Regions from separate parts of the Homo sapiens genome. Here regions 2, 3 and 4 are each linked to region 1. A link is a loop called in an ENCODE intact Hi-C map of the cell type or tissue named here. Cell type or tissue: B cell. All regions are shown on one strand. Region 1 has its middle 62 kb from the start of LAS1L. Region 2 holds the start of MIR223HG (MIR223 host gene). Region 3 has its middle 160 kb from the start of MSN. Region 4 has its middle 120 kb from the start of MIR223HG.

Evidence for each region. Peaks named below come from ENCODE experiments on the same cell type or tissue, not always from the same donor. Only the 100,000 strongest peaks of a DNase experiment are listed, where the experiment ranks them.
Region 2: a loop joins it to region 1, with 4 times the contacts of the local background. A loop is called at or near these places in 3 of 110 quality-filtered maps.
Region 3: it touches region 1 in a loop (7-fold over the local background); 2 of 110 quality-filtered maps call a loop at or near these places.
Region 4: it touches region 1 in a loop (16-fold over the local background); 2 of 110 quality-filtered maps call a loop at or near these places.

What each region holds. Positions count from the first base shown.
Region 1 is chrX:65,592,473-65,600,472 of GRCh38, forward strand. It overlaps a transcript of MSN not described here. Among named protein-coding and RNA genes, the nearest start is that of LAS1L, 62 kb to the left of the region's middle. In B cell, CTCF peaks have their summits at 3,117 (motif pointing left), 3,330 and 5,785; DNase peaks (open chromatin) are centred at 3,149 and 3,939; H3K4me3 peaks cover 1,464 bases; H3K27ac peaks cover 3,773 bases.
Region 2 is chrX:66,011,637-66,019,636 of GRCh38, forward strand. It overlaps MIR223HG (MIR223 host gene), which reads left to right and starts at 3,825. Exons shown (of 3, transcript NR_170299.1): 1 at 3,825-3,915; 2 at 5,429-5,553; 3 at 7,188-8,000. MIR223 (microRNA 223) reads left to right here and starts at 7,234; the gene lies at 7,234-7,343. RefSeq lists an enhancer at 1,614-1,683. In B cell, no CTCF peak of the experiment used is centred here; DNase peaks (open chromatin) are centred at 1,895 and 3,755; H3K4me3 peaks cover 6,476 bases; H3K27ac peaks cover 7,906 bases.
Region 3 is chrX:65,818,849-65,826,848 of GRCh38, forward strand. It overlaps the pseudogene CCNYL5. Among named protein-coding and RNA genes, the nearest start is that of MSN, 160 kb to the left of the region's middle. RefSeq lists a silencer at 3,465-3,614. In B cell, no CTCF peak of the experiment used is centred here; a DNase peak (open chromatin) is centred at 3,503; H3K4me3 peaks cover 1,050 bases; H3K27ac peaks cover 364 bases.
Region 4 is chrX:65,891,199-65,899,198 of GRCh38, forward strand. No RefSeq gene overlaps it. Among named protein-coding and RNA genes, the nearest start is that of MIR223HG, 120 kb to the right of the region's middle. In B cell, no CTCF peak of the experiment used is centred here; a DNase peak (open chromatin) is centred at 3,193; H3K4me3 peaks cover 843 bases; H3K27ac peaks cover 527 bases.

The DNA.
Region 1 (8,000 bases):
TGTGAGCCACTGTGCCTGGTCTCTCTCTTCATCCCATTTTATCCTTGCCCACTCGTCCTCATCTCTGTGACTTTTTCATAATATTTTAGATATAGTATTAGCCATCATTAATCACAATGTATTAGTCAATATTAGTCACAATACCTCAGCCATGATAACAGTATGTAATCACCTATAGATATGAAATGTTATCATTGCACATCACATGGACAGGAATGAAGAAACTGGGATTTTTGGCAACAATCGGCAAGCAATTTCCTCTTCCAGATTAAAAACACAATTTTGAGGCTGGGTGCGGTGGCTCACACCTGTAATCCCAGCACTTTGGGAGGCCAAGGTGGGCGGATCACTTGAGCTCAGGAGTTCGAGACCAGCCTGTCCAATATGGTGAAACCTCGTCTCTACTGAAAATACAAAAATTAGCCAGGTATGATGGTGCACGCCTGTAATCCCAGCTACTCAGGAGGCAGAGGCAGGAGAATCGCTTGAACCCAGGAGAAGGAGGTTGCAATGAGCCTAGATCACGTCACTGCACTCTAGCCTGGGAGACAGAGAGGGACTCCATCTCAAACCAAGACCAATTTTGATTTTGCTTATTTATTAATTCTTTATTATTTTTTCCAAACACTTTTTAGTACCTACAATGGGGCTACCCCAATCCCCGCTGCTACCTTCCCACCTCTTCTACTTTTTTTTTTTTTTAACTACCTGCATGTTTTTTCCTCCCTCCTTTTCCTGTGGTGCTTCCCACCATACACATCTTTTGGAAATGGCTTCCAGGAGGAAGAGAAGGGACCATCTCAGGTATGACTTCAAATCAAGCCACTGGGTTGTCTGAGAAGTACCCCAAGCAACTAGTCTGGACTGGGAGGTTGAATTGAGTCCTTGCTGTTGCTGAAGCTGTGAGAATAATTCTGTTTAAAAAACTTTTAAATAAAATATCCTTCAAAATATCCTTCAAAGTCTCCGTCCCAGGGTCTGTTTGTGGTTTTTCTGGGAGAGGCTTGTGGGAATCAGCAGTTGTGGGGTGGTGCAATAAACTAATGACAAGACCTTATAGACAAATTATTTTATTTTATTATTTTTTTGAGAGGGAGTCTTGCTCTGTCACCCAGGCTGGAGTGCAATGGCATGATCTCAGCTCACTGCAACCTCTGCCTCCCAGGTTCAAGCGACTCTCCTGCCTCAGCCTTCTGAGTAGCTCGGATTACAGGCGCATGCCACCACTCCCGGCTAATTTTTGTATTTTTAGTAGAGACAGGGTTTCACCATGTTGCGCAGGCTGGTCTTGGACTCCTGACCTCAGGTGATCCACCTGCCTCAGCCTCCCAAAGTGCTGGGATTACAGGCATGAGCCACTGCACCCGGCAGGCAAATTATTTGGTAGGGTAAAAAGCAGTTTGTTATCTTCATTGAGTCTGTTCCTCACAATAAACTATTATCACTCACAGACACCTTGATTGGGAGAGAAAAACTTTTTGTTTGTGTTGGGACCAGGTTGAGGAAGGGAAGGAGACAGGTCTAGGAGTTGCTGGTGGAAACTGTGGGTACTTATCAGGTGGGAGGTTGTAGGCAGAGAGGTTTCCGTTTAAGGAACACTGAGAGAGGATCAGAATTATGGCAAAACATCAAAGACAATCTCGACCTTCTCATTGCCTAGAAGTGAAAGGTGTTGGAGCAATTTGCAGCTTTCAGAGACCATTCTAGTCCACCGCCCTTAATTTAGAGTTGGGAAAAAATGAAGTTTAGAGAAGCGGGGGAATTTCCCTAAGGGCACAAAGGCAAGTAGTGGCAGAACTGGGAGTTCTGTCACCTCAGAGCAATACTGTATCAATCTTTGTCAACTCATTAGCATCAGAGGTGGGTTGTTAGAATTTCCAAATAAAAGTAGAGAAGACTGTACCCTGTTCTAGGCAGCAGCAATGGTGGTAGTGGCATGAGGGGATGGTGGTGGGATGAAGTGGTGGGGGTGGGACTAGGATGTAATGGAAAGCCTTGGAAGCTTGAATGAGTAGGCTTGGATATTAGGGTTGAAAGGACCTTTGGGAATTGGTGGCCCCTACTTGGGTAGGGGCAGAGAAGCATAGAATACCACAGAACATTATAAAAATAACCAGATAGAATGTCAGGGCTGGGAGAAACCTGGAACCTCATCAAGTCCAGCTCACTCCTGTTTCAGGTGGGGAAACTGAGATCCAGAGAGAGGCTGAAAACTTGACCTGGTTTCTACAGTGAATCAGGAGAGAAGTAGGGCTGCAACCATCCCTGTCACACAACAAGAAACACTGGCTGCCTTTGTTGTTTCCCTTGCATCTGAGTTGGATGATCAGACTTTTTAACCAAGAAAGAGAGATGAGGGAGGGGAGCCCAGTGTTTCATGGCCTGCCTAGAGCTACTTATATAATTAAACATTATAGAATGACAGCATGAAAGCCTTAGTATGCACCTGTTTCTGTAACATAACCCTATATCTGAACCCACCCTACACCTCCAGCATGTAATGCCCTGCAATACTGAGTCCAAGAAGCCCCTCAAATTTAGTGATACCTCAAGACTGAGACCACAAATCCTGTAGACAGTAGGGCCTTCCCTGAATACCAAGCACTCCCTAGTCTTTCTCATGATTAGGTTCTCACTCTCACACTAAGGTCACTCCTTTTTTCTGCCCAGGCATACATTTTATCTTCTCTGAGGAGGGAAGGGAGTAGATGGGGATGCTGAAAAGCACTTTAATTTGAGCAGTTCTTGCCATATCTTTGCCCCTCATGTGAAAACTTCTCAGCCATGGAACTAACTTGTTCCCATACCCACTCTCATAGCACAGTCACCCTCCACCCCCATTCATCCACACCCCTGACATTTACTCACTTCGCCCATGGCAGAGACCGTACTGGCCATGCTCTCTGCACAGCCCTGGAAAGCCTCTTGTTTCTAGTCACTAGGAGAGAAGGTCCAGTCTCCCAGCACACACTTCTTATCTGGATGTCTCTCATTGTGAGGGACTGGGAGGTCTGTAGGCCTACCTCAGCCTGATTCTGGCCCTATCTAGTGAAGCACTCAGTGATCTCTTGCGCCCCCCTCTGGCCTCAGTTCTTTAGCGGTTGCTACAGCAAGTGGTCTAGTTGGGCCTGCACTTCCAAGTCAGACCCATAGAGGGCAACCACTTGCCAGTTTATGAGAAATCACTCTGGGTGTGGCCTCTCCCTTTGTTCACTTCCTTTTCAGTGCTTGTAAAATTCTAGAACCACAGGCTGTCAGAATCAGAGGGTGTGTTTAGATAACTTATATTTGAATATCCTCATGATAAAGATAGAGAAACAGGCCCAGAGAAGAGATGAGACCAGTCTAAACTCAGACAGTGATTCACTCTGTGGCAGTTAGGGCTAGAATCCACGTTTCCTGAATGCCAGTTCAGAACTTTTGAAACACACGGCCAAGCATCTAACCCAAATGCCTCATTTTATAGTTGTGAAAACTGAGGCCCCGGAAAGAAGTTGACTAAGGTTGTACAGTCGTTGTGATAGAGCTAGGACTCAAACCCAGGTCTTCTGAATCCCAGTCCAGATTCAGAAACATAATGTTAGGCATCTAGTTCATCCTGTTGGTTTTTTTTTTTCTTTATAGATGAAAAGAGTTCAGAGAGGGAATCTAATTTACCTGAAGCCACAGAGTAAATTAGTGAAAATCAGAACCGGAGCCCAAGGCTGGCTGTAGAACTGGGACTGAATGGAAACTGGGGACTCTGACTTCTAGTCTCCAAGAAACCTCAATAACTTAGGGACCCCAGTGTCTTGGAATTAAATAACAGAGGTAGGGATGCAGTCCTTGCTTAAGCTGACTATGAATGAATCCCCAGGAGGCTGGAATCTGGGGCATAGTGTGTACGTGTGTGTGTTTGGGAGGGAGGGAGTCTGCTCTGGTCCCCTCCAAAAAACTCTTAAGAAAAGACTCACCTCATTTCTCCCCTTTCAAGGCCTCTGGCTTTGAGAGTGAGAAGATGACTCACTCATTGCCCACAGTTGCCGCTGAGAACATAATTGCTAGCTGGGACATCACCACAGCATCCAGCCATCACATTTGCAGAGTAGTGTCTTGTTTTGTCAAAGCTCTTTCCTATTTTTCTTTTTCTTTTTTTTTTTTTATTTCAGCTTCCTCAAGCTCCAGGGAGCCAGATGAGGCAGATACCATTACCTCTTCTTTTATAAAGAAGAAACTCATTTATGGAGGGGTGGGGGGAATGAGGGGGGACCTGAACTGGTGTTGGACTGACTGAGACTAAATCCCCAGTCCTCTGATTTCCAGCTTTCTGGAGTGTCTGCATAAATACCCAGAGTCCCAGAGGAGACAGCAGTGTCCCTCAAATGCCTGATGACAGCTCCTCCCTCATTTATTAATCACTGAGCTGGGGCCAGATACTGTACTGGGCTTTCATTGGAGACAAAGGTGACAGAAACCCTGCCTTTAAGTGTTCACAATCTGGATATTGATTAAGTCACCACTCTGCCCATTTCAATCCTCAGCTTTCTCTTCTTCTACTAGAAAAATAACTCCAACAGTGCTTTATTTTATTTTATTTATTTCTTATACATTTATTTGAGACAGAGTCTCATTCTGTTCCCCAGGCTACAGTGCAGAACTTGGTCACAGCTCACTGAAGCCTCAACCTCCTGGGCTCAAGTGATCCTCTCACTTTAGCCTCTTCTGAGTAGCTAGGACCACCATGCTTGGCTTTTCTTTTCTTTCTTTCTTTTTTTTTTTTTGAGACAGCATCCCACTATGTTGCCCAGCCTGGTCTCAAACTCCAGGACTCCAGTGATCCTCCCACCTCGGCCTCCCAAAGCACTGGGATTACAGATGTGAGCCACCTGGCCCAGCCTTGTTTTATTATTTTTGAGACAGGGTCTGGCCCTATAGTCCAAGCTGGAGTCCAGTGGTGTGATCACAGTTCACTGCAGCCTCAACCTCCTGAGCTCTGGTGATTCTCCCACCTCGCCCTCCCTAGTAGCTGGGACCACAGGCATGCAACACCATGCCCAGCTAATTTTTAATTTTTTTTGTAGAGATGGGGTTTTGCTATGTGGCCTAGACTGGTCTTAAACTCCTAGGCTCAAGCGATCTTCCTACCTCGGCCTCCCAAAGTGTTGGGATTACAGGTGTGAGCCACCATGCCCAGTCCAATAGTGCTTTTTGGCTGGAGACATTGAATCAATTTTATAACCTTTTCAGAGATTGATTAGGAGTCAGAACACTAACATTCTAGTTCCAGTTCTGTTACTTCACTGTGTAATAGTGAGCTAGTCCTTTCCTATGCATGGGCTTCAGTTTTCACATCTGCAAAATGATTTTGTGGGATGGGGTCAGAAGACAGTAGGAATATAGTTTCTAAGAACTTCTGGCTCAGATCATTTAGGAGATGAAGACACTTTGTAATCTGTGGGCAGTGTTGTTTCTTTGGGTAAAAGGCTGGAGGGTAGGAGCCCGCTGGGCCTGTTATGAGACCTTTCATCCTGCTGTCTTCCTCCTTAACTTTGTGAGGTACCCTTCCCAAGGAGCAGGGAACTTGGGCTTTCTGAAAACCTCAGAGGGACCCCATTTCTACCTCTCCTTACCAGCAACACTCAGGAAGCACCAGAACTATTTTGGATTGGAAGTTATTTAGCCAGATTCTGAGGTTGAAGTTCATGAAACAGAGACAGAATCAGAGAAGGAGAAGAGAGAGGCATAAAGGAAGAGGCAAAGAGACAGAGAAAAGAAAGAAAGAGGTGGGGTCGGGGGGAAGAGGGAAAGACTAAAGAGGAAAAAATGGAGGAGAGATAAAAATAGAGAGCAGGAATTAGAGACAGACAGAAACAGACAGAGACAGGAAGAAAAAGAAAGAAACACAGAGAGAGAAACAGAAGAGAGAAAGAAACAGAGAAGGGAAGAGGAGAGAGGAGAGAAAAACAGGGGAAAAGAGACAGAAACAAGGAAAGACAGAGAGAGAGAAAAAATATGAATGAATATGATAATATGATAGTGGACATACCTAGTCCCAGGCAGCCGCATGAGAGAAGTTGCATAAAATCCTACGTCTTGAATAGGATCTAGAAGTGAAAGAACCCTTGAAAAAATCGAGGCCAGAGAGCAATTGAGCTTTGTTCATAGTCACACAGCAAGCTGGTGGAAGTGCCAGGACTCAAACCCAAGACTAGGATAGAGTAGTTCAAAACAGACTGGCCTGAGAGTCTAGAGGTCTTGAGGTTTGTCAGTCTGTCTTTGAGGGACTGCGGGCAATGTAATAACACAGGAAGAGTGCCAGCACATTGTCTGCTGCAGAAGAGGCACTGGCATCAGGGAGTTTTGCCCTCTTCCCCCATCAGCTTTCCTCTGAGGACGAAGACATACAACATACATGCATGCCTATTAAGGCTGACTAGGGTAAGTTTGGTTCTATTACACAGCACTTTTGGGAGATTAGAGGCAGACTTCATGGAGGAGGTGACTTGTGGGTCAGGGCTTGAAGGATGAAAACAACAACCAAAATTTTAGTTGCGGCTGGGCATGCTGGCTCACGCCGGTAATCCCGGCACTTTGGGAGGCTGAGGAGGGTGGATTACCTGAGGTCAGGAATTCGAGACCAGCCTAGCCAACATGGTGAAAACTGTGTCTACTAAAAATTAAAAAAAAAAAAAAATTAACTGGGGATGGTAACACGAGCCTGTAGTCCCAGCTACTGGGAAGGCTGAGGCAGAAGAATCACTTGAACCTGGGAGGCAGAGGTTGCAGTGAGCCGGGATTGCACCATTGCATTACAGCCTAGGAAACAAGAGCAAAACTCCGTCTCAAAAAAAAAAATAATAATTTCAAAGATGCACTTATTCTTTAAAAAAATTCAAAGTAAGGCTGGGTGCAGTGGCTCACGCCCATAATCCCAGCACTTTGGGAGGCTGAGGCGGGCAGATCATGAGGTCAAGAGATCGAGACCATCCTGGCCAACATGGTGAAACCTCATCTCTACTAAAAATACAAAAATTAGCTGGGCGTAGTGGCATGTGCCTGTAGTCCCAACTACTCGGTAGGCTGAGGCAGGAGAATCACTTGAACCCGTAAGGCGGAGGTTGCAGTGAGCCGAGATAGCGCCATGACACTCCATTGTGGGTGACAGAGCGAGACTCCATCTTAAAAAATAATATTCAAAGTAGGTAGGATTTTGATAGGTGCAGAACTGGGTGGTTCTAGTTCAAGGGAATAGCACAAGGGGTAGGAGTGCTTGAAGAGGACATGAATAGGCAGCTAAGCAAGGTGTCATCTGCCTTCTGGAGGGCAGAGGGCATGAAAAAGGGGTCCCAGATTTTGGTCACCCCATGAATGACAGGTGTCTGGGTTGGCTTGTGATGACAGTGAGGAGGAAAGGGAGGCTTTTGAGAAGGGATGCAGTAAGAACAGGGTTGAGTTCTATGAAGATTCCCTCTGGCAGGCAGCCCTATGGAGGATGGATTGGAGAAAAGATACTGACATCAGGGAGCCGTGACAGATCTTTGCTGTTGTCCAGGTGACAGATAGGTAATAAGAATCTGATGTGGTGTGGTGGGGGTGGGTATAGATGCAGTGGTTTTGGGGGTGGCTTTCTAAGTTTCCTTTAGAGAAAACATAGGATCTGAATTTGGACCATTGTTGGGGGACTAAGGAGAGAGATGAGCAGAGGGCCAAAAAGCAGCCACCCAAAATTCCAGACAGGTAGCTGTCTTTTCCTAGCTTATGATTGGAGTGTGTGTGTCTTTTTAAAAATTTCTGTTGGCTGCTCTGAGAGTTTGTGTGTCTCCCAATGTTCGTGAGCAACCTCCTGCATATGCATCTGTGTATGGATGTGCGTCTCCAGGCGTCTAAATGCGTCTGTACCTTCCTCTGTGCGTGTTTCACCTAATCCATGCTGTGGTTAAACTGATCGGCTAAAGGAATGACTTCACATTGCTTCATGCATCTTAAAGTGCAGGAATAAGCATCTTTGCTCCCAAACGTGC
Region 2 (8,000 bases), 420 kb after region 1:
TTGTACTCATTTTTTGAACATGCTTATGTAGCACTCTGTTTTCTGGACTAGATTGTGAATTCCTAGAGGGTAGGGACCATGTCTTATACCTGTTCTGGTCAATACAGTAGCCACTAGCCACAGATGGCAATTTAACACTAGAAATATGGCAAGTTCAAATTGAGATGTACTGTTTGCATAAAATACATACTACATTTTGAATAATGTAAAATATCTTATTAACAAATACTTACATTGTTTACAGGTTGAAATAACATTGTGGATGTATTGAGCTAAACAAAATATATTATTAAAATTAGTTTCACTTAAAAATTTTTCATGTGGTTATTATAATAATTGTGGCTCGCATTACATTTGTATTAGATTGTTGTATATTTCTGTTCTGTTGTATGTTTATTTTTTCCCCTTTTGCCAAGCATAGAGCTTTGTAGCCAGTAGGTGCTCAACACACCCTTGCTGAATATACTTAAGCTGTAGTTATTGGGTTAATTGCTGCCATTTATCTTGTCAGTGTCACTGTTTTGTGGCAGCCTCACAGTGAAACCTCTGTCCCTAGGCCCAGGTGTACAAAAAGTTCTTTAGTCCTGGCCTGCGGGTGCCCTACACATTGCATCAGCCTTTGTATTTCCTTTCAGAGGAAACCCCAATGCAATCCTATGCATAGCAATCACTAGGGTTGAGGTAGAGTGTGTGGACACAAGCCACTTGCACAGGAAGTGGCCTTAGCTTTGCAATTTTCCCTGGGGCCTCTTCTTGAAAGTCTTCTGAAAGGAGGTGGGGGTGAGTGAACAGGAAGATAAACTCAAAGTGAAGGGTGGGGGCTTCTCAGCTCCTTCATGGAGGTTGGGTAAGCTAAGCAATGTGGGGACATTGGGCTATGAGGTCTCTTTCTTTTGCTTATGCATTGACTCATTCACTTATTCACCTCACAGTTCTGGGATAACTAGTTTATTCCTAGGCCTAAGAAGACAGTAAAGATCAAACATAGTTCCTACTTTGGGCAGTGCTTGGTCTTCTGGGAGAGACTGACACCTAAGTGCTGTGTGGATGTTTTTCAAGAGTAGAGGAGGGCAAGGTGGGAAGCAACTAATTTTGCAGGTGGTTGTCAGAGAAGGCTTTCCAGAGACAGTGAGCATCATTTTTTTCCTCTCTATCCCTTAAGATGTAGCCAAAATCTTATTCTTCTGAGAACCTTTCCAGTTACCATCACCTTCTCATCTTCTGCCCTGGGAGAATCTTATATACGTATCTGACGGCACTTCATGACTTTGTCAAATTACTTATCATATTCTGTAGGGTGACATAGCTCTTGGGGTGCACACCTGTCTTCCATTTCCCTTTAGCCTGAGAATCCTTCAATCTGATGTGAGGACTAAGGCTCAGACAGGCTGTGTGTGATTGTTCAAGGTCACATAATCAATAAGTTACAGAGCTTGGTCTATAACCCAGGGTCTAAGATGCAGGGACTCTGATTCAGTGTTCTTTCCATTCCAGTACTGCGGAAACAAATGAGTGTGTCTGCAGTGTGGGACCCCAGCACTGCCTGCTTGCTCCGCTTGTCAACTATTTTCCCTTCTTTCTCATCTCCCTTCACAAGCACAGGCAAGGCAGAAATCATACAAAATGGGAAAACTTTGTGACTTTTGGTTGCTCTCTGCAGAAGCCTGGACAACAGATCAAAAAGAAGAAGCCCCTTTGTGCTGTTATTGGAAACTTGGCCCTTCCCAGCATACTTTGTGTTTGTGGGCTAAAGAGGAACTCTGAGCACAGTTCCCTTTTCTCGCATTCAGGCCATATGCATAGGTAGTATGATTTTCAGAGCCTTCTGTTTCCTAATGCTCTCTTTTATTGCCCTGTCTTTGGACTCAAAATAGATACCATTAATTACTACTTTAGGTAAACACATTGTCTCCAGAAACCCCTGTTAAAAGGCCAGTAGAGTACCCTAATTGATAGGGAAGAAAAAAACGTGTGTAGCTAAACTTAATCTCTATGGTATGCGTAGGAAGAAGGGGGTCCCATTTTAGCAAAGTGCCCGCAGGACTACCCTACTTCCGCTCCAAGCTTTAGTCAGAAACCAAAAGAAACAAGAACTGAATCTTTCTAGAAGCTAGATCTGGGGTCTTGAGGCCTGAGCCAATAAATTATTCTGGTAGAAGGAAGTTTTCTACAGAGTGATGTTAGTGCAAGTGAATCCCTATTTCAGGCTTTCACAGAGCCTCAGGTCCTGCAACCATGGGGAAGCCCACAGTGAGTAACGAAGAGCCACAAAGGAACCAGGGAATGTTTGAGTTGGAGTGGTCTCCAAGACCATTTAGTCCAACCTCTGTTGATTAAAGGAGAAACTAATGCCCAGGGAGGTAGTAGAGTGGGGACTAGGGCCCAGGGCTCTTGGCTCGCAGAATGTGGTCTTTCTTTTGAGCCTGAGTATATAAGAATGTACATAGCTTGAAAAGATTATTTACCACGGCTTGACTATCACTCAGGGCCATACTTCCACTAGTGTAGACAGAGGACTGTGACTTGGGCACTGCAGTCATTGAAAGCTATCAAAGTATAACCTGAAAGCATTGCCCCTCCCATCCTTCATGCCATCAGAATTCATGGTGGAGGGCACTGCATGATGGGAATTCATCATCTTCCTGGCTGTTAGTGGGGACTTCCAGGAGACTGCAAACATGAGGCATTAAGAAACCATCCACCTTCTTTTCACACCTTTCATGTCCCTCATTAGCCTGAAGGTCACAGTTGAACTTAGGGGTCTGGCACTAATTTTTCTTTCTCAAAGTCAACTACTTTCTTCTCCCTTCCTTGTAGCCAATGTGGGAAAGTAGACGAAAACCTCAACATTTGGAGTTAGACCTGAGTGAAAAATCTGCCTTCTCTATTATTTTCTAGTTTTGTTTCCTTAGACAGGTCACTTTATTTCTGTGTGCCTCAGTTTCCTCACCTATAAATAAGAATAATAATACCATACCAGAGAGTTGTTGAATAAATTAGATAATACACATGAAAGAATATCATAAGTACTCCAATAAATGTGAATTTCCTTATTTATTTCCTTCAGCAAGCCCCAAGATGACAGAATGTGGCTTGTGGTCATAACTGTGCCCCAGAGCCAGCTTCATAGGCATATGACTTGTACAGCTTCACAGGGCTCCATGCTTAGAAGGACCCCACACTTAGTTTAATGTTCTGCTGTCATCATCTTGATATTCTTAATTTTTAAATAAAGGGCCTATCGTTTTCATTTTTTACTGGGCCTTGCAAATTATGTAGCTGGTTCTGTATGCCAGGAGAGAAGTTGGAAGTAAAATGGTATTCCAGGACCAGGAGGCATTCTGGCAGAGTGAAAGAACATGTGATTTGGAGTCCATGGGGATGGGTTTAAATTTCAGCTTTCCACTAATTTGCTTTGTGATACTGAGTATTTCCTTTTATCCCTCAGAGGCTCTGTTTCTCAATTTTGACTACGGGTTTTTTCATTAGATAATGTCTCAGTTCTGGTATTCCAGGTTTCCCTCAATTATTCTGGGAAAACCTCCTTGACCCACAGGCAGAGCCTAGGGCAGCCAGGTGCTTTCTACTCTCTCTCTCTCTGCAGCTTGGAAAGTTAGTGTCTGTTGAAGGTCAGCTGGGAGTTGGTGGAGGCAGGGCAGTGGCCTGCTACTATTGCTGCAGTAGCAGACCCTTTCACAACAGCATTGTTTTGTCATTTTGCATCCAGATTTCCGTTGGCTAACCTCAGTCTTATCTTCCTCATTTCTGTTTCCTGTTGAAGACACCAAGGGCCCTTCAAAACACAGAAGCTTCTTGCTCACGGCAGAAAGCCCAATTCCATCTGGCCCCTGCAGGTTGGCTCAGCACTGGGGAATCAGAGTCCCCTCCATGACCAAGGCACCACTCCACTGACAGGTATGGTATCCATTTGCCCTCTCTTCTTGGATTCTCAAGCTGGGGCAGAGTCCATGGCAGCCAAGGGTGGCTTGGATCTGCCCATCCCATTCTCTTCAGACCCTCCTCAGGGATTAAGGTCAAAGGTGGGAGGAAGAAGGCTTCCATTGGCCTTTTATCCTAGAGGTTCTAATGGAGGGGAAAAGGGGATAGGATATTTTCTATCCAATCAGGATGTTTAGGAGATAGTCACATGGAAGTGGAATGGCCTTTGGACCCAGGAGTCAGGAAACCTGAGTAGCAGTCCTGGTTTTACCATTTACCCAATGTGTATCTTTGGGTAAGTCCTTTCTCCAATCTAGGACACAGTTTTTTCACCCCTTTTGCAAAATAAAAAAGTAAAAAGAGGAAAAGAATGATTAGATAGATGCTGTCTAGAGACCCATGGTTATTAGATTCCTAATTTTCATGATTGTCAGCCCTCTGTCAAGAAAGAAGATGAGAGTAATCTTTGCATATGTAACTGTGGGTGGGGCTGAACACATTCAAGAGGAGAGTGCTGGTGGTAATCCATATAGCACTCTCTGAGAGGCATGACTCAAAGATGAAAGCCTCTTTTCTAGTCCAATCTTTGACTCCTAGAGATTCAAAATTGAAAGACTCTTAGAGACTAGGTACATATGGAAGAAACTGAGGTCCAGAAAGAGGAAGAAAGGGACTTGCCCAAAGTCATACAGAGAATCTGTAGCACAGCTGGGTCTGGGCTCCCAGGTCAGTCCTCTTTTTGCTCTATCCTAGGAGGACTGAGACATCAAGCAGCAGGACCTGTCCTGTAACTGACCCAGGACAGGTCCTGCTCATACTAGAGGCAGTCTGGGATTTTTAGGCATGGTCCTGAGGACTTCTTCTTTTCTTCTATTTTTCTTTCAGGTACTTGGCTCACTCTGAGTGTTCAGAGATTCCTAGACACCTACTTACCCCTAATTCTTCTGGTCTATTCCCTCCAATTCCCTCCATAAAAACTGACCCATCCTTTGCATCAACAATAGTGGCTTGATGACGCTCTTCAGTAGAGGATTTTGCATTTCATATGGGGAAAAATGATGTTATTCTAAGTAATATAACAGACCAAGAGAAGAGCTTTCAAATTCCCTTAATATCATCCCATATAGATATTTATGTCTTCTTTCTATGGGTCTGGTGAACATTTCTCAACTGAATGTGATTTTCTTACATACACTCCATTGGAGAGGCATACCAGTCTAGTTTCAGCTCAACCACTAACTCCTTCCATTAATACTGAAGCAATGTTGTCTATAAGGCTCCACAAATTTCAAAGTACTAATAATTTTTAGCCCCTTTCATGCCTCCTTTCCAGCCTTTCTGGAGGTGAATAAAGTCAGAAAGTGCATTCAAAAGGCTGTGAACACCTCCAGCTTATCTAGGTCTTCTTACTGGAGCTGACAGCCAATGAGTGTAATGATACAAAAAAGGTAACAATCCATTTCTTTTTCTCCTGCCATCCCCAACTCAGACTCTGTTAATCAGCTTGCTTGGCTGGCCTCCAACCATAGGTCCAGGGGCTGAGACAAGGTCCTTTTGAGCTCCTATGTGGGAGGCTCTGGAAAGCTTAGCAACACTTTCCAACAACTTTGCCAGGTAAGTAGGTAAGTCTCCTTGTTCTCATTTCCAGAGAAGACAACTGAAACCCAAAGAAAGACTTGCCCAAGCCATGATTGGCTAGTTGATGGCCAAGACAGCATTAGAACACAAGTTTGTCGATTCTGTCATGCCATATTTGGTGACCATGACTGCTGCTTTTGCTGCTGGGTGGATTAGGCTGAATTGGGTAGGTAGAAAAGGAAGTGAGGGAGTGAAAGAGCTTTAGTTTTGAGATGACTGCCAGAACTTAAATTGAAGGAGTATGTTACCTTCTTAACATTCAATTAAAAGAATAGAGCAAGAAAAGACACTGATTGTTTTCTTGCTGAAAGACAAGGCTGAATCCCTCTGTCTTACCTGGGCTGGGACAGGGCTTTCCGGCCTCATGGGGGCAGTTTACCATTTCTGGTAACCTTGTGATGTTTGCCACTTTTCATGACAATATTTAATGTAGACCAGCTACCTGCTCACAGATCAACTGCCACAGCTGGTAAGGGCAGTAATTTGACACCAGCAACCTGGGATTTTTAGCAACAGGATCTGATTGTTGCCAAGGGAATTCTCCCAGAAGTTTCAGACCTGACCCTGCTCCTGGCAGCTTCCTTATTGCCCTGGTGGCTTGTGGGTTCAGTGATCCCAAATGTTGCATTACAAAGCTATTGCCTGTTTTTGCCCTCTTTGTTGATGTGTCTTCCCTTTCCCAGAGGGATATACAGAGAAGGGAGGCAAAATAACCAATGAGGAAAGCTGTATAAGGCATACTGCTGAACTGTAAAAAATTTATTGTATAAACTTTACAAGTCTCCTCCCCAACAGGAGCCTTTGTTATCTCATTTATAACCTAAGTGAGTGAGACTAGATGATCTTTAAGGGCACTTTAATAGCTGCCATTCTTGAGTCCCTATGGGACAAGAGGATCATGTTAGGCAAGGCTGAGACCACAAGAAATCAATGTCACACCTGTCCAGATCCTGCTAAATCAATTGCCAATAGCTCTTTCTTTCATTTTGGTCACACAACCACTACTTTTTGAGCATTTGTTATGTATTGAATACTGAACCAAAGGCTTTACATGCATTATCTCCTGTCATTCTCACAATAACCTTATGAGGTAGGTATTATACTTACATACATTTTGTGGGTGTAGAAAACTTGAGCTCAGAGAGGTGAAATGATGTATCCAAGGTTGCCTAACTAGCTAATGGAAGAACTAGGATTTAAGCTCATGTTTAACCTCAAAGCCTATGTGCATAACCACAACACTGAAAACACAGCTTGGGAGAATTGAGAAGAGGGAGCAAGGATGCTGACTCTAGGGTCTGGTACTTTCCTCAAGTCAGGGAGGCAGGATGATGACCAAATTTTCCCCTCTCTGCTGCATAGAGGAACCCACTGAAGCTTGGGACCCCTAGAAATGCCATAGCTACAGGACTCAGGCCTGATGAGCTTCCAGCTGAGCACTGGGTGTCACTCGGGCTTTACCTGCTTATCTTCAGGATCTCTCTTCTGGTTAGGAACCCTATGCCTATTTTGCTCACTTCCCTATTCTGGTGCTTTGGTTGGTCCTTTGAGCAAGATCCCCGGGGCTAAGGGTGTGACTTCATCATTCCTTTCTCTCTCTTTCCCTCTAGGGTCACATCTCCCAGGAAGATCTCACTTCCCCACAGAAGCTCTTGGCCTGGCCTCCTGCAGTGCCACGCTCCGTGTATTTGACAAGCTGAGTTGGACACTCCATGTGGTAGAGTGTCAGTTTGTCAAATACCCCAAGTGCGGCACATGCTTACCAGCTCTAGGCCAGGGCAGATGGGATATGACGAATGGACTGCCAGCTGGATACAAGGATGCTCACCAAGCACCAAGTTCTCACAAGTTATTTTATGTGACTTTGCAGGAACTGAGGCATTATATCTGAGGACACCAGGGGAAAAGTGTGGCATCTCAGGGAAATACAGCCCTGGGCTGTGTCTACACACACCATGAGAGTGCTGATGGGGGCGCAATAGTCTTGAAAATGTATAAAGTGTCCAGGAATGGAAGTGCTCTTTGATTCATTATTATTTTCTTCCTTCATATTCCCCTCCCAGAGTCTCCTATCTAGGACATCAGCATTCTCACACAAGCCTAATGGCTTATCTGAGTAAGCAGGGCTTAGAAATTCACTTTCTTGATACTCAGTCTTGCCTTCTAAACACTCCTTGATCTTGCCTACCTCTCCCCTTTTCCACATGTCTTTTCCTGTAGGAACACTTTCTCCATTTATTCCTGCCTATCCAATTCTTCCCTATATTTCCTGGACCAGCTAAAGTCCAGTGTTTCCAGAGACTTTTGAAAGTCAACTTACACTTTTTCCTTCTTCATTCACAAAGCTCTTCTTCCCTGGGCCCTGGTATGTATGCCTTTCTCTCCTACTGTCTAATAGCACCTCGTAAATTGTCAATGAACTT
Region 3 (8,000 bases), 230 kb after region 1:
AGGGTAGCTAGGACTACAGACACATGCAACCACATCCAGCTAATTATTTTTATTTATTATTATTTTTTTTACAGACAGGGTATCAATATGTTGCCTAGACTGGTCTTGAACACCTGTGCTCAAGCAATCCTCCCACCTCAGCCATGCAAAGTACTGAGATTGTAGGCATGAATCACTATGTCCAGCCCTTTTCTTTCGCATTTAATTTTGCATTTTTTTAAGAGATGTGGTCTCGCTATGTTGTCCAGTTTGGAGTGCAGTAGCAATTCCTATAGGCACCATCATGGTGCACTGCAGCCTCCAATACTTGACCTCAAGCAGTCCTCCAACCCCAGCCCCCCAAGCAGGTGGGATTATAGGCATGCACCACCACACCCAGCTTCATTTTGCAAATTTTTAATATAAAGCTTTTAATTGTTTGCCTCAGTGAAAGTCTGCTATCTTCAAAAGTGACTGAAACAAAAAATTAAACTATTCAGGAGACAAGTGCCAGGTGTGCCTGTAGTCCCAGCCACTCATGTCACTGATGCTAGAGGATGGCTTGAGGTCAGAAGTTCTAGGCTGCAGTGCACCATGATTGCACCTGTGAACAGCCACTGCACTCCAGCCTGGACAACAGAGCAAGACCTCATCTCTTAAAAAAATTTTTTCAAACGATGTTTTTTAAAAGGTTCATAGCATTTATACTCACGCTGCAGTGCCTTCGAGGGCCTGAGCTATATTAAAGCTTAAAACCGCTTTACTTTTTTTTTTCATTGTCACTAAGCCACCATGTTGGTTGGCATTATGAAAATATGTATTAATACACTTATTTAACAAGGGAAAAATTATCAGAAAATGAGAAGCATCATTCTTAGTTCACAAGAAATGCAACATGGACCCCAATAGAAGAAGGAGAAGTCATGCAGCCAACAAAGATATGAAAAAATGCTCATCATCACTGGTCATTAGAGAAATGCAAATCCATGTCATGCCAGTTAGAATGGTGATCTTTAAAAAGTCAGGAAACAGCAGATGCTGGAGAGGATGTGGAGAAATAGGAATGCTTTTACACTGTTGGTAGGAGTGTAATATTAGTTCAACCATTGTGGAAGACAGTGTGGTGATTCCTCAAGGATATAGAGCTAGAAATACCATTTGACCCAGTGATTCCATTACTGGGTATATACCCAAAGGATTATAAATCATGCTACTATAAAGACACATGCACATGTATGTTTATTGCAGCACTATTCACAATAGCAAGACTTGGAACCAACCCAAATGTACATCAGTGATAGACTGGATTATGAAAATGTGGCACATACACACCATGGAATACTATGCAGCCATAAAAAAGGATGAGTTCATGTCCTTTGCTGGGACATGGATGAAGCTGGAAGCCATCATTCTCAGAAAACTATCACAAGAACAGAAAACTAAACACTGCATGTTCTCATTCATAAGTGGGAGTTGAACAATGAGAACACATGGACACAGGGAGGGAAATATCACACACCGAGGCCTGTTGGGGGGTGGGGGGATAGGGGAGGGATAGCATTAGGAGAAATACCTAATATAGGTGACGGGTTGATGGGTGCAGCAAACCACCATGGCACATGTATACCTGTGTAACAAAACTGCACGTTCTGCACATTACCCCAGAACTTAAAGTATAATAAAAAATAAATAAATAAAAGAAGTAGATATCAATAACGATACTTCCTCTGTTTATGACCCCAAACATGCTAAAATGCTAAAGTAATGTTTGCAAAGAATATGAATGACAAATGTTATCCAGCAGGTTTTTGGCTTAAAATGATTGCCTATGACTAGCAGCTTCAATGGTAGGGAGGAAGAATCCTTCATTACCTAACAATGGTGCAGTCTGCTCCTAAGTGTCTTTAGAGTACCATGTTTTAATGATAATACTGCATTGATTCTAAAGGCATATGCAGCAAAATGTGGGGAGGGAGAAAAATTGGAAAAAGCATAAAAGTTATATGGTTAGTGTCTTTAAAGTTTAAAAATTTAAACTATTGTTTAAAAAAACCTTACATAGTTCACAGCTATCAGCCCATATAGTAAGCAAATATCTGTGTGGGAAAGGAACCTTCACTTTGGAGTGTTTTTTGTAACTCTGTTTACATTAAAAAGGACAGAAGAATGTTTTGTTGCATTGACAAGGTCCCATTCTTTTCTATGGAGTACAATCCTTGTTGTCCATGAATCTCTTGAATTCGAGATCTATCCTTTTAATGAAAACACTAATTTTGCTGGGTTTTGAGCAGGAAAGGTGATATTTCTCCAGTCTTTGTAGATAAAGGTCCTGTGACGTTATAACCCCTCATTTCTCCCTTTAAGAGAGGATGGCTTTAGAGTGCTGAATACCAATGAAGTCATCAGTGCTGAAAGACCTTCTCATAGGGCTCTCCACAAGTCTTTGTCTTCACACAATCTAGAAATAGCCTCTAGGTTCTGTGCTCTTTTTTTGCTAAGAGGAGCAAATAGAAAATTCAGGTTATTGTCATCTGCTAAGGAGCGAAGATCAAAGTAGTATTTGGCATAAACACTGGCAGGAACATTAAGATTAAACTGAAGAAGCATCAAAAAATGCCTTTCCATTTCATTCATGTCCTCACCTGTAATGTCCTTGAAGATCTGGCAGTAGTCCATATTCCATACAGCCTGATGGTTCCAAACCTTGGAGGCAAGAATGGCTCGCAGACCAATCCTTTTCCAGTTAGTGGGACAAATGTTGGTTTCAGCATAAGTTAAAAGCTTTTCTAAGTAAACCAAAGTTACTATTGCACATTCAGCTGTTAGCTGTGCAGCACTAAAAGGAGTATGAACAAATCTGTAAATAAATTTGTGCTCAGGATCATGCTTAAACTATTCTTCTGGAACTTTTTCTCGTGTAAGTGGATGTGATCTCTCATCAAAAATATCCAGGGATCTATTTGCATCTCTGTTCTTTATGTGGTGATATATTGCTAAGGTCACACATTTTACTGTGGTTCTAAGGTTAGGCTGGTTGACTGTGCTGTCATATAGAAATATTGTTGAGCATGAGCTATACTTTTTAGTAAGCTGCCCTGGAGATACATGGTTTAAATGGTTGCTCTTCCTCTTTTCTCTCACATCCGTTTGAGATTTGCGCAGGAAAATTGTGCTTGCCCTTGGATGGTCAGAAGGGTTTGACTCCAATGCTAAATCTTTGGGCATCTCGCGGTCGCTGATGTGCTGCAGGTGGTGGCCCTCGCCTTCTCCGAAATCAAACTCGGGAGGCTCCGCAGCAGCAGGCGCTACCGCCACCTCGTCCCCGGACGCCGCCTCGTAGATGTCGGACGCGGGGATCCGGCGCGCCGGCCCAGCTTGGGGCTGGCATTGAGGGACACGCAACAAGTCAGCGTGTTCCCCATGGGGCGCCTCCGCCCCTCTCCGCCGCCTCTGGCGCCTTCGCTTGCGCCCTACTCTGCCTCGCTCAGCAGCAGCCCCCTCCCCCAACAATGGCGCGGGGACACTGAGCAAGCAGAGGCCACCTCGCCCAGGGCTCACCCGCCCGCCCCGCGGCCCTGCTCCGCCAGGGCTCGGTCCTGCGCCACACCCCAGCCGCCACGCTGCCTCCGCCTCCGGTGAGCTGACTTGTCTGCCAAGAGAACACTTATATACTGTTGGTGGGAGTTCAGCCATTGTGGAAAGCAGTGTGGTGATTCCTCAAAGAGCTAAAAACAGAACTACTATTAAACCCAGTAATCCCATTACTGGGTATATACTCAAAACAATATAAATACTTCTACCATAAAGACACATGCATGTGTATATTCACCCCAGCACTATTCACAATACCAAAGACATGGAATCAACCTAAATGCCCATCAATGACAGACTGCATAAAGAAAATGTACATATAAACCATGGAATAATATGCAGCTATAAACAAGAATGAGATCATGTCCTTTGCAGGAACATAGATGGTGCTGGAGGCCATTATCCTTGGCAAACTAATGCATGAACAGCAAACAAAACACCACATGCCCTCACTTATAAGTGGGAGCTAAAAGATTCAAACACATGGACATAGAGAGGGGAACAACGGACACTGGGGCCTACTTGAGGGTGGAGGGTGGGAGAAGAGAGATGATCAGGAAAAATAATTATTGGGTACTAAGCTTAGTACGTATGTGATGGAATAATCTTTACAAAAAAAGTGACACAAGTTTACCTACATAACAAACTTGCACATGTACCCCTGAACCTAAAATAAAAGTTTTTTTTTTTTTTTAATGAATTTCATGAGAAGTAAAGGAGGAGGCCTAGCCTGGCAACTATTTGGTGTCATGATATCTGGGGACTTTAACTAATCACGGTTCAAAGTAAGACAACAAAATATTGTTGCTATGTTGCTGCTAAAAAGAAATTGGAATGTCAGAAAGACCATTTTAGATTTGATGTTAGGATGCAAGGCAAGTTGCAAAATCAGGGAATGAGAAATAGTGTAGGTGAGGGTGTGTGTGCGTGCAGGTATCTTAAGACCAAGGTAGGATGGTGTAGGTTGGTGTATTAGTCCGTTTTCACGCTGCTGATAAAGACAAACCTGAGACTGGGCAATTTACAAAAGAAAAAGGTTTAATTGGACTTACAGTTCCACGTGGCAGGGGAAACCTCACAATCATGGCAGAAGGCAAGGAGGATCAAGTCAGATCTTACATGGACAGCAGTAAGCAGAGAGAATGAGGAAGACGCAAAAGCAGAAATCCCTGATAGAATCATCAGATTTGTGAGACTTATTCACTACCATGGGAACAGTATGGGGGAAACCACCCCCGTGATTCAATTGTCTCCCACTGGGTCCCTCCCATAACATATGGCAATTATGGGAGTACAACTCAGGATGAGATTTGGGTGGGGACACAGAGCCAAACCATATTATTCCACCCCAGCCCCTGCCAAATCTCATGTCCTCACATTTCAAAACCAATCATGCCTTCCCAACAGTCCCCCAAACTCTTAACTCATTTCAGCATTAACCCAAAATTCCACAATTCAAAGTCTCATCTGAGACAAGGCAAGCTCCTTCCACCTATGAGCCTGTAAAATCTGCAGAGAGGTGAACTAACATTTGTACAGCTACTTTTTCTTTGTGGGTATTTTCTGCTTTCTGGTTTGCAGTAGGCTGAAAACACAGACATGGCCCCAGTCAGAAGGCTGCTGCTGAGAGTTAGAGAAACCAACAGAGCTTTTGGTAGTGCCTTGGTGCTGGAGAAACAAAACAGGAGAATATGGCAGAGCACAGTTACATGAGAAAGGCAGAGAGCTGAGCCTATGAATAGCTGGTTTTTGCCTTAAGATGGTTGCCAAATTCTGGAGCTCAGAAGGCTAAAAAGCTAAAGAGAAATGGCCATATTGCCCAAGGTAATTTATCGATTCAATGCCATCCCCATCAAGCTACCAATGACTTTCTTCACAGAATTAGAAAAAACTACTTTAAAGTTCATATGGAACCAAAAAACAGCCCACATCACCAAGTCAATCCTAAGTCAAAAGAACAAAGCTGGAGGCATCATTCTACCTGACTTCAAACTAAACTACAAGGCTACAGTAACCAAAACAGCATGGTACTGGTACCAAAACAGAGATATAGATCAATGGAACAGAACACAGCCCTCAGAAATAACACCGCATATCTACAACTATCTGATCTTTGACAAACCTGATGAAAACAAGCAATGGGGAAAGGATTCCCTATTGAATAAATGTTGCTGGGAAAACTGGCTAGCCATATGCAGAAAGCTGAAACTGGATCCCTTCCTTACACCTTATACAAAAATTAATTCAAGATGGATTAAAGACTTAAACGTTAGACCTAAAACCATAAAAACCCTAGAAGAAAACCTAGGCATTACCATTCAGGACATAGGCATGGGCAAGGGCTTCATGTCCAAAACACCAAAAGCAATGGCAACAAAAGCCAAAATTGACAAATGGGATCTAATTAAACTAAAGAGCTTCTGCATAGCAAAAGAAACTACCATCAGAGTTAACAGGCAACCTACAAAATGGGAGAAAATTTTCGCAACCTACTCATCTGACAAAGAGCTAATATCCAGAATCTACAATGAACTCAAACAAATTTACAAGAAAAAAACAAACAACCCCATCAAAAAGTGGGTGAAGGACATGAACAGACACTTCTCAAAAGAAGACATTTATGCAGCCAAAAAACACATGAAAAAATGCTCACCATCACTGGCCATCAGAGAAATGCAAATCAAAACCACAATGAGATACCATCTCACACCAGTTAGAATGGCAATCATTAAAAAGTCAGGAAACAACAGGTGCTGGAGAGGATGTGGAGAAATAGGAACACTTTTACACTGTTGGTGGGACTGTAAACTAGTTCAACCCTTGTGGAAGTCAGTTTGGTGATTCCTCAGGGATCTAGAACTAGAAATATCATTTGACCCAGCCATCCCAAAGGACTATAAATCATGCTGCTATAAAGACACATGCACACGTATATTTATTGCGGCACTATTCACAATAGCACAGACTTGGAACCAAGCCAAATGTCCAACAATGATAGACTGGATTAAGCAAATGTGGCACATATACACCATGGAATACTATGCAACCATAAAAAAGGATGAGTTCATGTCCTTTGTAGGGACATGGATTAAATTGGAAATCATCATTCTCAGTAAACTATCGCAAGGACAAAAAACCAAACACCGCATATTCTCACTCATAGGTGGGAATTGAACAATGAGAACACATGGACACAGGAAGGGGAACATCACACTCTGGGGACTGTTGTGGGTGGGGGGAGGGGGAGAGGGATCGCTTTAGGAGATATACCTAATGTTAAATGACGAGTTAATGGGTGCAGCACACCAGCATGACACATGTATACATATGTAACTAACCTGCACATTGTGCACATCTACCCTAAAACTTAAAGTATAATAATAATAAAATGAAAAAGAAAAAAAAAGAAAACTTTTGAAAGTAAAGTGCCATTAAACTGTGTCGAGTCAAGTATTAAAATTCTGGACCCATCAAGGGTAAACATGCCAAATTCTCCATTGGAAACCCTGGAGAGCTAACATTCCAAAAACCAGAGGTATTCTGGTTTACCGTGAAAGAGAAAGAGAAAAAATAGCCAATAGAAACAAAACAGACCCATAGATGTTTCAGATATTATTGTTATCAGACAAGGACTTTTAAATAATTATGATTAATATGTTCACAAAAATAGAAAAGAAAAAGAAAAAAGATAGCTAAAATAAGGAGAACTCCAGAGAGCTAAAATCTATTTAAAAGAACCAGATGGGAATTCTAGAAGGAAAAGAGCACACAAATTGAAATAAAGATCTCAACAGATAGATTTAAGAGCAGCTTAGACCATGTAAAAGAAATGATTAGTAAACCAAAAGACATAAATATACCTCTCTCAATAGCTAGCAAAATAAGTAGACAAAAAGCTGGTAGTTGAGATGAGAAAGTTTGATAGGTGATAGTCTGAGCAGATGATCATTGGAAGTGTAATAAGGTATAGTATATGTGGGGTTGCTGGAGATGGGAGGTTGGGTAGGAGAGCTGGCAAAGAGATAGGCAGGACTTCAGTCTTAGAGGGAGCATAGCAGAGTGGAAGTCATATGTGGGTTCAAATCCCAGCCTTATCACTTCAAGGTTATGAGACCTTGGGCACCTTTCTTAACCTTGATTTCTTCATTTGTAAAATGAGGCTTAGAGTATTACCTACTTTAGAGGGTTGTTGTAAAAATCAAATTTAAATGAGACAATGCTTGTAAAGTGTGTAGATGGTGACAAGGCCCATAGAAGTTGCTTGACAAATAGTAGCTGCTAACATTAGATGGCCTGGTATACTATGTAAGTTAGTAGTGTAAGGATTTAGATATCAAGAGACAGGCAAAACTGTTTTCTGCCTAACTTTCCTATTTAACTCCCCATCTAACCTTCTATTTCAGGAGATATAGGGAAAACTGGGACATAGA
Region 4 (8,000 bases), 300 kb after region 1:
TTGGACATTTGGGTTGGTTCCAAGTCTTTGCTATTGTGAATAGTGTTGCAATAAACATACGTGTGCACATGTCTTTATAGCAGCATGATTTATAGTCCTTTGGGTATATACCCAGTAATGGGATGGCTGGGTCAAATGGTATTTCTAGTTCTAGATCCCTAAGGAATCGCCACACTGACTTCCACAATGTTGGTGGGACTGTAAACTAGTTCAACCATTTCTTCTAGATTTTCTAGTGTATTTGAGTAGAGGTGTTTATAGTATTCTCTGATGGTAGTTTGTGTTTCTGTGAGATCGTTGGTGATATCCCTTTTATCATTTTTTATTGAGCCTATTTGATTCTTCTCTTTTCTTTTTTATTAGCCTTGCTAGCAGTCTATCAATTTTGTTGATCTTTTCAAAAAAACAGCTCGTGCATTCATTGATTAAAAAAAAAATTTTTAATGTTTCTGTCTCCTTCAGTTCTGCTCTCATCTTAGTTGTTTCTTGTCTTCTGCTAGCTTTTGATTGTGTTTGCTCTTGCTTCTCTATTTCTTTTAATTGTGATGTTAGGGTGTCGATTTTAGATCTTTCCTGCTTTCTCTTGTGGGCATTTAGTTCTGTAAATTTCCCTCTACACACTGCTTTAAATGTGTCCCAGAGATTCTGGCACGTTGTATCTTTGTTCTCATTGGTTTCAAAGAACATCTTTATCTCTGCCTGCATTTCATTATTTACCCCGTAATCATTCAGGAACAGGTTGTTCAGTTTCCATATAGTTGTTCAGTTTTGAGTAAGTTTCTTAATCCTGAGTTCTAATTTGGTTGCACTGTGGTCTGAGAGACAGTTTGTTGTGATTTCTGTTCTTTTACATTTGCTGAGGAGTGTTTTACTTCCTATTATGTGGTCAATTTTAGAATAAGTGTGATGTGGTGCTGAGAAGAATGCATACTCTGTTGATTTGGGGTTGAGAGCTCTGTAGATGTCTATTAGGTCCATTTGGTGCAGAGCTGAGTTCCAGCCCTGGATATCCTTGTTAATTTTCTGTTTTGTTGATCTGTCTAATATTGACATTGGGGTGTTAAAGTCTCCCACTATTATTGTGTGGGAGTCTAGGTCTCTTTGTACATCTTTAAGAACTTGCTTTTGAATCTGGGTGCTCCTGTATTAGGTGCATATATATTTATTATAGCTAGCTTTTCTTGTTGAATTGGTCCCTTTACCATTATGTAATGGCCTTCTTTGTCTCTTTTGATCTTTGTTGGTTTGAAGTTTGTTTTATCAGAGACGAGGACTGCAACCCCTGCTTTTTTTTTGCTTTCCATTTGCTTGGTAGATCTTCCTCCATCCCTTCATTTTGAGCCTATGTGTGTCTTTGCACATGAGATGTGTCTCCTGAATACAGCACACTGATGGGTCTTGACTCTTTATCCAATTTGCCAGTCTGTGTCTTTTAATTGGGGCATTTAGCCTGTTGACATTTAAGGTTAATATTGTTATGTGTGAATTTGATCCTGTCATTATGATGTTAGCTGGTTATTTCGCCCATTTATTGATGCATTTTCTCCATAGCATCTACTGTCTTTACAATTTGGCATGTTTTTACAGTGGCTGATACCGGTTGTTCTTTTCATGTTTAGTGCTTCCTTCAGGAGCTCTTGTAAGGCAGTCCTGGTGGTGACAAAATCTCTCACATTTGCTTGTCTATAAAGGATTTTATTTCTCCTTCACTTATGAAGCTTAGTTTGGCTGGATACGAAATTCTGGGTTGAAAATTTTTTTCTTTAAGAATGTTGATTATTGGCCCCCACTCTCTTCTGGCTTGTAGGGTTTCTGCCGAGAGATCTGCTTTTAGTCTAATGGGCTTCCCTTTGTGGGTAACCTGACCTTTCTCTCTGGCTGCCCTTAACTTTTTTTCCTTCATTTCAACCTTGGTGAATCTGACAATTTTGTCTTGGGGTTGCTTTTCTCGAGGAGTATCTTTGTGGTGTTCTCTGTATTTCCTGAATATGAATGTTGGCCTGCCTTGCTAGGTTGGGGAAGTTCTCCTGAGAATATCCTGAAGGCTGTTTTCCAACTTGGTTCCATTCTCCCCGTCACTTTCAGGTACATCAATCAAACGTAGATTTGGTCTTTTCACACAGTCCCTCATTTCTTGGAGGCTTGTTCATTTCATTTTACTCTTTTCTCTCTAAACTTATCTTCTCACTTTATTTCATTAATTTGGTCTTCAATCACTGATATCCTTTCTTCCACTTGATTGAATAAGCTATTGAAGCTTGTGTATGCTTCACGAAGTTGTCATACTGTAATTTTCAGCTCCGTCAGGTCATTTAAGCTCTTCTCTACAGTGGTTATTCTACTTAGCCATTCGTCTAACCTTTTTTCAAGGTTTTTAGCTTTCTTGTGATGGGTTAGAACATGCTCCTTTAGCTCAGAGAAGTTTGTTATTCCTGACCTTCTGAAACCTACTTCTGTCAACTAGTCAAACTCATTCTCCATCCAGTTTTCTTCCCTTTCTGGCAAGGAGTTGTGTTCCTTTGGAGGAGAAGAGGCCATCTCGTCTTTGGAATTTTCAGCCTTACTGCTCTGGTTTCTCCCTATCTTTTTGGTTTTATCTCCCTTCAGTTTTTGATGTTGGTGACCTATGGATGAGGTTTTGGTGTGGATGTCTTTTTTGTTGATGCTGATGCTATTCCTTTCTGTTTGTTAGTTTTCCTTCTAACAGACAGGCCCCTCAGCTGCAGGTCTGTTGGAGTTTGCTGGAGGTCCTCTCCAGGCACTGTTTGCCTGGGTATCACCAGTGGAGTCTGCAGAGCAGCAAATATTGCTGCCTGATTATTCCTCTGGAAGCTTCGTCCCAGGGGGGCATCCACCTGTATGAGGTGTCTGTCGGCCCCTACTGGGAGGTGTCTCCCAGTCAGGCTACACAGGGGTCAGAGACTCACTTGAGGAGGCAGTCTGTCCATTGTTGGAGCTCAAACGCCATGCTGGGAGAACCACTTCTCTCTTCCGAGCTGTCAGGCAGGGACATCTAAGTCTGCAGAAGCTGTCTGCTGCCTTTTGTACAGATATGCCCTGCCCCCAGAGGTGGAATCTAGAGAGGCAGTAGGCCTTGCTGAGCTGTGGTGGGCTCCACCCAGTTTGAGCTTCCCTGCCACTTTGTTTACACCGTGAGCATAGAACTGCCTACTCAAGCGTGAGTAATAGTGGATGCCCCTCCCCTGCCAAGCTCCAGTGTCACAGGTCAATCTCAGACTGCTGCGCTAGCACCAAGCAAGGCTCCGTGGGTGTGGGACCTGCCGAGCCAGGCATGGGGAGGGAATCTCCAAATCTGCTGGTTGCGAAGACCCCTGGGAAAAGTGCAGTATTTGTGCAGGAGTGTACCATTCCTCCAGGTACAGTCATTCATGGCTTCCCTTGGCTAGGAAAGGGAAATCCCCTGACCCCTTGCACTTCCCGGGTGAGGCGATTCCCTGCCCTGCTTCGGCTCACCCTCCATGGGCTGCACCCACTGTCCAACCAGTTCCAATGAGATGAACCAGTTACCTCAGCTGGAAATGCAGAAATCACCCGTCTTCTCTGTTGATCTTGCTGGGAGCTGTAGACTGGAGCTGTTACTATTTGGTCATCTTGGAAGCAACCTAGTTATTTATCATGAAACACATTTATTCTTCTATTCTCAAGAGTCCTCAATAGTGGTGATAGAGTTAGAACTTGAACTCAGGCTTCCTAACTCCAGAATCAGTGTTCTTTACATTTAATTATGCTTCTTGTGTAATTTATTTCTGCTTTTTAATCATGCATGATTACATTGGCAAATAATAATAGCACACAATTATTAATGTTCATGGAGGAATAGCCATGTTCAAAGATCTTGATATTGCATTATCTCATTTAATCTTAACAACATTTCAAAGATATAGGTGTTATTTTCCAGGTGAGGAAGCTGAGGCTCAGAGATATCATGTAATTTGTGCAAAATTTCACAGATAACAAATTGTGAGAACAGGATTCAAATCTCGATGTCTGACTGACTTCAGTGCCTGTGCTCATAAATACTACTTTATTCTGTTGTTTTAAAGGATACTTTTGACCTACCTTGAGTGGAGCATGTGATTTGGCTTGTGTCCCAAGGAAAAGTGACAGTCTCCATAAACAGCAGTACTTTATGACTGACAGAAAGCATCTATGAAATAGATGAATGAAAAGAAGAAAGGCTGTCTGTGTTTGGACAATTTAAATCTTTTTGTTGGAATCAACCTGCTTCCAAGAAAGATGTAACTCATGCCCTAGCCTCACTACCAGATGACCTGGAGGACTTTTTCCAAGTCTGAGACTTACTCTTTTAGAGGAATATTAACAAACTACTATTGGCTCAGAGGACAAAAAGTCAAATTACAAAAGAGCAGGCCACCATAGCCCATGAAGAATGGCAGAAATGGGGCTGTTTGGTGAGAGGAAGTAACTTCAATGTCCAAATTGACATTCTCAGCCAGGCTAGGTGGCTCACACCTGTAATCCCAGCACTTTGGGAGGCCAAGGTGGGTGGATCACCTGAGGTCAGGAGTTCAAGACCAGACTGGCCAACATGGTGAAACCCTGTCTCTACTAAAAATACAAAAATTAGCCCGGTGTGGTGGTGGGTGCCTGTAATCCTAGCTACTTGGGAGGCTGAGGCAGGAGAATCACTTGAACCTGGGAGGTGGTTGCAGTGAGCCGAGATCATTCTACCACACTCCAGCCTGGGTGACAGTGAGACTTCATCTCAAAAAACAAACAAACAAACAAACAAACAACAACAAAAAATTGATATTCTCATTCTTGACTCTTCCCTCTCTCTAATGCCCATGTTCAGTCACCAATCATGTAGTTGTATCTCTTGAATATCTCTCAACTATCTAATAAATATTTGAAGATGATAAAATAAAATAATTCACAAAAAGAAACCTGAATAGTTCATTAGTAAATAAAAATTTATTCAGTTTATTGGTTAACAGAGAAGTATGTGTTAAAACAATGAAAAGCCACTTTACATGGATACGATTGACAAAAAGTAAGAGAAAAACACTAAGTATTGGTGAGCATACCAGGAAATAGGCACTACTCAGGCACTACTGGTGGGAGGGTAATCTGAAGAACAATCTGACAATACTTTGTGAAATTATGTGTGTGTTATTCCTTCCTTCTACTTTCTTTGGGCTTATTATACTTTTCCTTTTATAACTTTTTAAGTTGGATGTTTATACCTTCAATTTTGAGCCTTTTGTCTTTTCTAATGTAAACACTTATAGCCAAAAATTTCTTAACAGATACTGCTTTAGTCTTGTTATGTACTATTTTATTTTTTCAGCTCTAAATATTCTCAGATTTCCCATTGATATCTTCTTTGATTCATGAGTTGTTTAAAAGTATATTTTTTCTATACCTAAATGTCTCTTTAATTATCTTTTTGCTATTAATTTCTAAATTAATTGCATTCTGTTGAGCTGCAGGATACCAATTATTTGCAATTTTTTGAGGTTAACTTTATGGTATAATTTTCACAAATGCTCGTTCATGCCTTAAAATATGTATTCTTCAATGGCTGGGTGCAAAATTCTATAATATGTGTATTATTTCAAATGTGTTCATCATTTTGTTCAAGTTGCCTATATCTTTACTGACTTTTTGTTTGCTTCATCAACACTGAGAAAAAGGTGTGTTATATTTCGTATTTTAGTAGTGTAATTTGTCAATATCTCCTTGCTCTTCCATTTTTAATATATTTTTTGACCTACACAGTTAGATACATATGATTATCCTTGCTATATTTGTTAAATTTTTCCTTTTATTACTATGTAATGACCATTTTTACCCCTACCAATGCTTTTTGCTTTACAATCTATTTTGGCTGATATTAATATAGCCACAAGGGCCTTTTTTTGTTACTGGTACTATTTGTCTGTTATGTTTTCTTCCATACTTTGACATCCACCTTTTTCTCTGCCCTTATGTTTTAGATATATCTAGTGTGAAATTCTTATAGCAAGATTAAAAAAAAAAAGTACGATGACATTTGTCTTTTAACTGGATAAATTTGTGTATTTACACTTGTAATTAGTGGCAATTTTAATTTATTTTATAAACTTATGTCTTTTTCTGTGTGTCCCATTTATTTTATTTATTTATTTTAGTTTTTGAGAGAGGGTCTCAGTCTGTGGCCTAGGCTGGAGTGCAGTGGCAGAAATATGGCTCACTGCAGCCTTGACCTCCTGGACTCAGGCAATCCTCCTGCCTCAGCCTACAACATAGCTGGGACCACAGGCATGCATCAACATGCCTGACTAATTTTTTTTTTAATTGAGTGACCAGGCTAGTATTGAACTCCTGAGCTCAAGTGATCCTCCTACCTCAGCCTCCCAAAGTGCTGGAATTACAGGCATGAGCCACCATGCCCGACTAGTCCCATTTATTGTTTCCTCCTTTTTCCTGCTTTTTTTTCACCATACGTGATGGTTAATTTTAGGTGTCACCTTGCCTGGATTAAGGGATATCCAGATAATTGGTAAAACACTATTTCTGCATATGTCTGTGAGGGTGTTTCCAGAAGAGATTAGCATTTGAATCAGTGGACCAAGGATCACCTGCCCTCGCCTAGTGTGGGCAGGCACTATCCAATTGGTTGGGGGCCCAGATAGAACAAAAAGGCAGAGTAAACAGAGGAAACGGAAATTCAAGCTCTCTGTTTTGGAGCTGAGACACTCATCTTCTCCTGACCTTGGACACCACAATTTTAGATTCTTAGGCTTTTGAACTCTGGGACTTGCACCAGCAGCTCCCCAAGGTTCTTAGGCCTTTGGCCTCAGATTGAGAGTTACGCCATCAGCTCCCTTGGTTCTCAGGCCTTCAGACTTGGACTGAGGTACACCGTTGGCTTCCCTAGTTCTTCTGCTTGCAGATAGCAAATGGTGGAATTTCTCAGCCTCCTTAATTGTACGAGCCAATTATCATAATAAATCATCTCTTATTTATCTTTATATATCTATGTATCCTATCAGTTCTGTTTCTTGGGAGAACCCTGACTAATATAGATTTTGGTATCAGAAGTGGTCTAGAGGAAAAGAATTTCAAGGTTGAGAGTCTTGAATTGTTTTTGGAGTTTCTGAAACTGGCTCTTTAATCTGATTAGACTTAAAGATGCTTAGGAATCTATTTCCAACAGTAGAGAACACTGAGAAACCATGCCATGAACTGTATAGAGAGATATGCAATATATCTACATTGGATACTCCTAATTAACCACTTATAAGAGACAAGGAACATAATGCCTCTGTATATAATAATTTGTACATTCGTAGAAAAGGAAAAAATATAATAATGTTGATTCGTTGCTCCTAACGTTTCTGGGAAAAGTGGTGAAAAAAAAATGAGCTTAGGGTTTTGAATTCCCAACTCAAACACTGCATAAATGACCTAAAAGCTTCTATGTGTGCCCTGAGGGAGAATCTTATCTTTCATAGCCACAGAGTGAAATAGCTGAAAATAAAAAATAAGTCCTCATAGCGCCATTGACTGAATCATGAAAGTTGAACTCTCAGCCTCATAAAGTGTTGTATTAGTCTGTTTTCACACGTAAAGACGTACTTAAGACTGGGAAGAAAAAGGGGTTTAATTGGACTTCGAGTTTCAAATGGCTGGGGAGGATTCAGAATCATGGCGGGAGGTGAAAGGCACTTCTTACATGGTGATGGCAAGAGAAAGTGAGGAAGAAGCAAAAGCAGAAACCCCTGAAAAACCCACCAGATTTCGTGATGCTTAATCACTATCATAAGAATAGCATGGGAAAGACCAGCCCCCCTGTTTCAATTACCTCCCCCTGGGTCCCTCCCACAATAGGTGGGAATTCTGGGAGATACAATTCAAGTTGAGATATGAGGGGGGACACAGCCAAACCATATCATTCTGCCCTGGCCCCTGCAAATCTTATGTCCTCACATTTCAAAACCCATCATGCCTTCCCAACAGTCCCCCAATGTCTT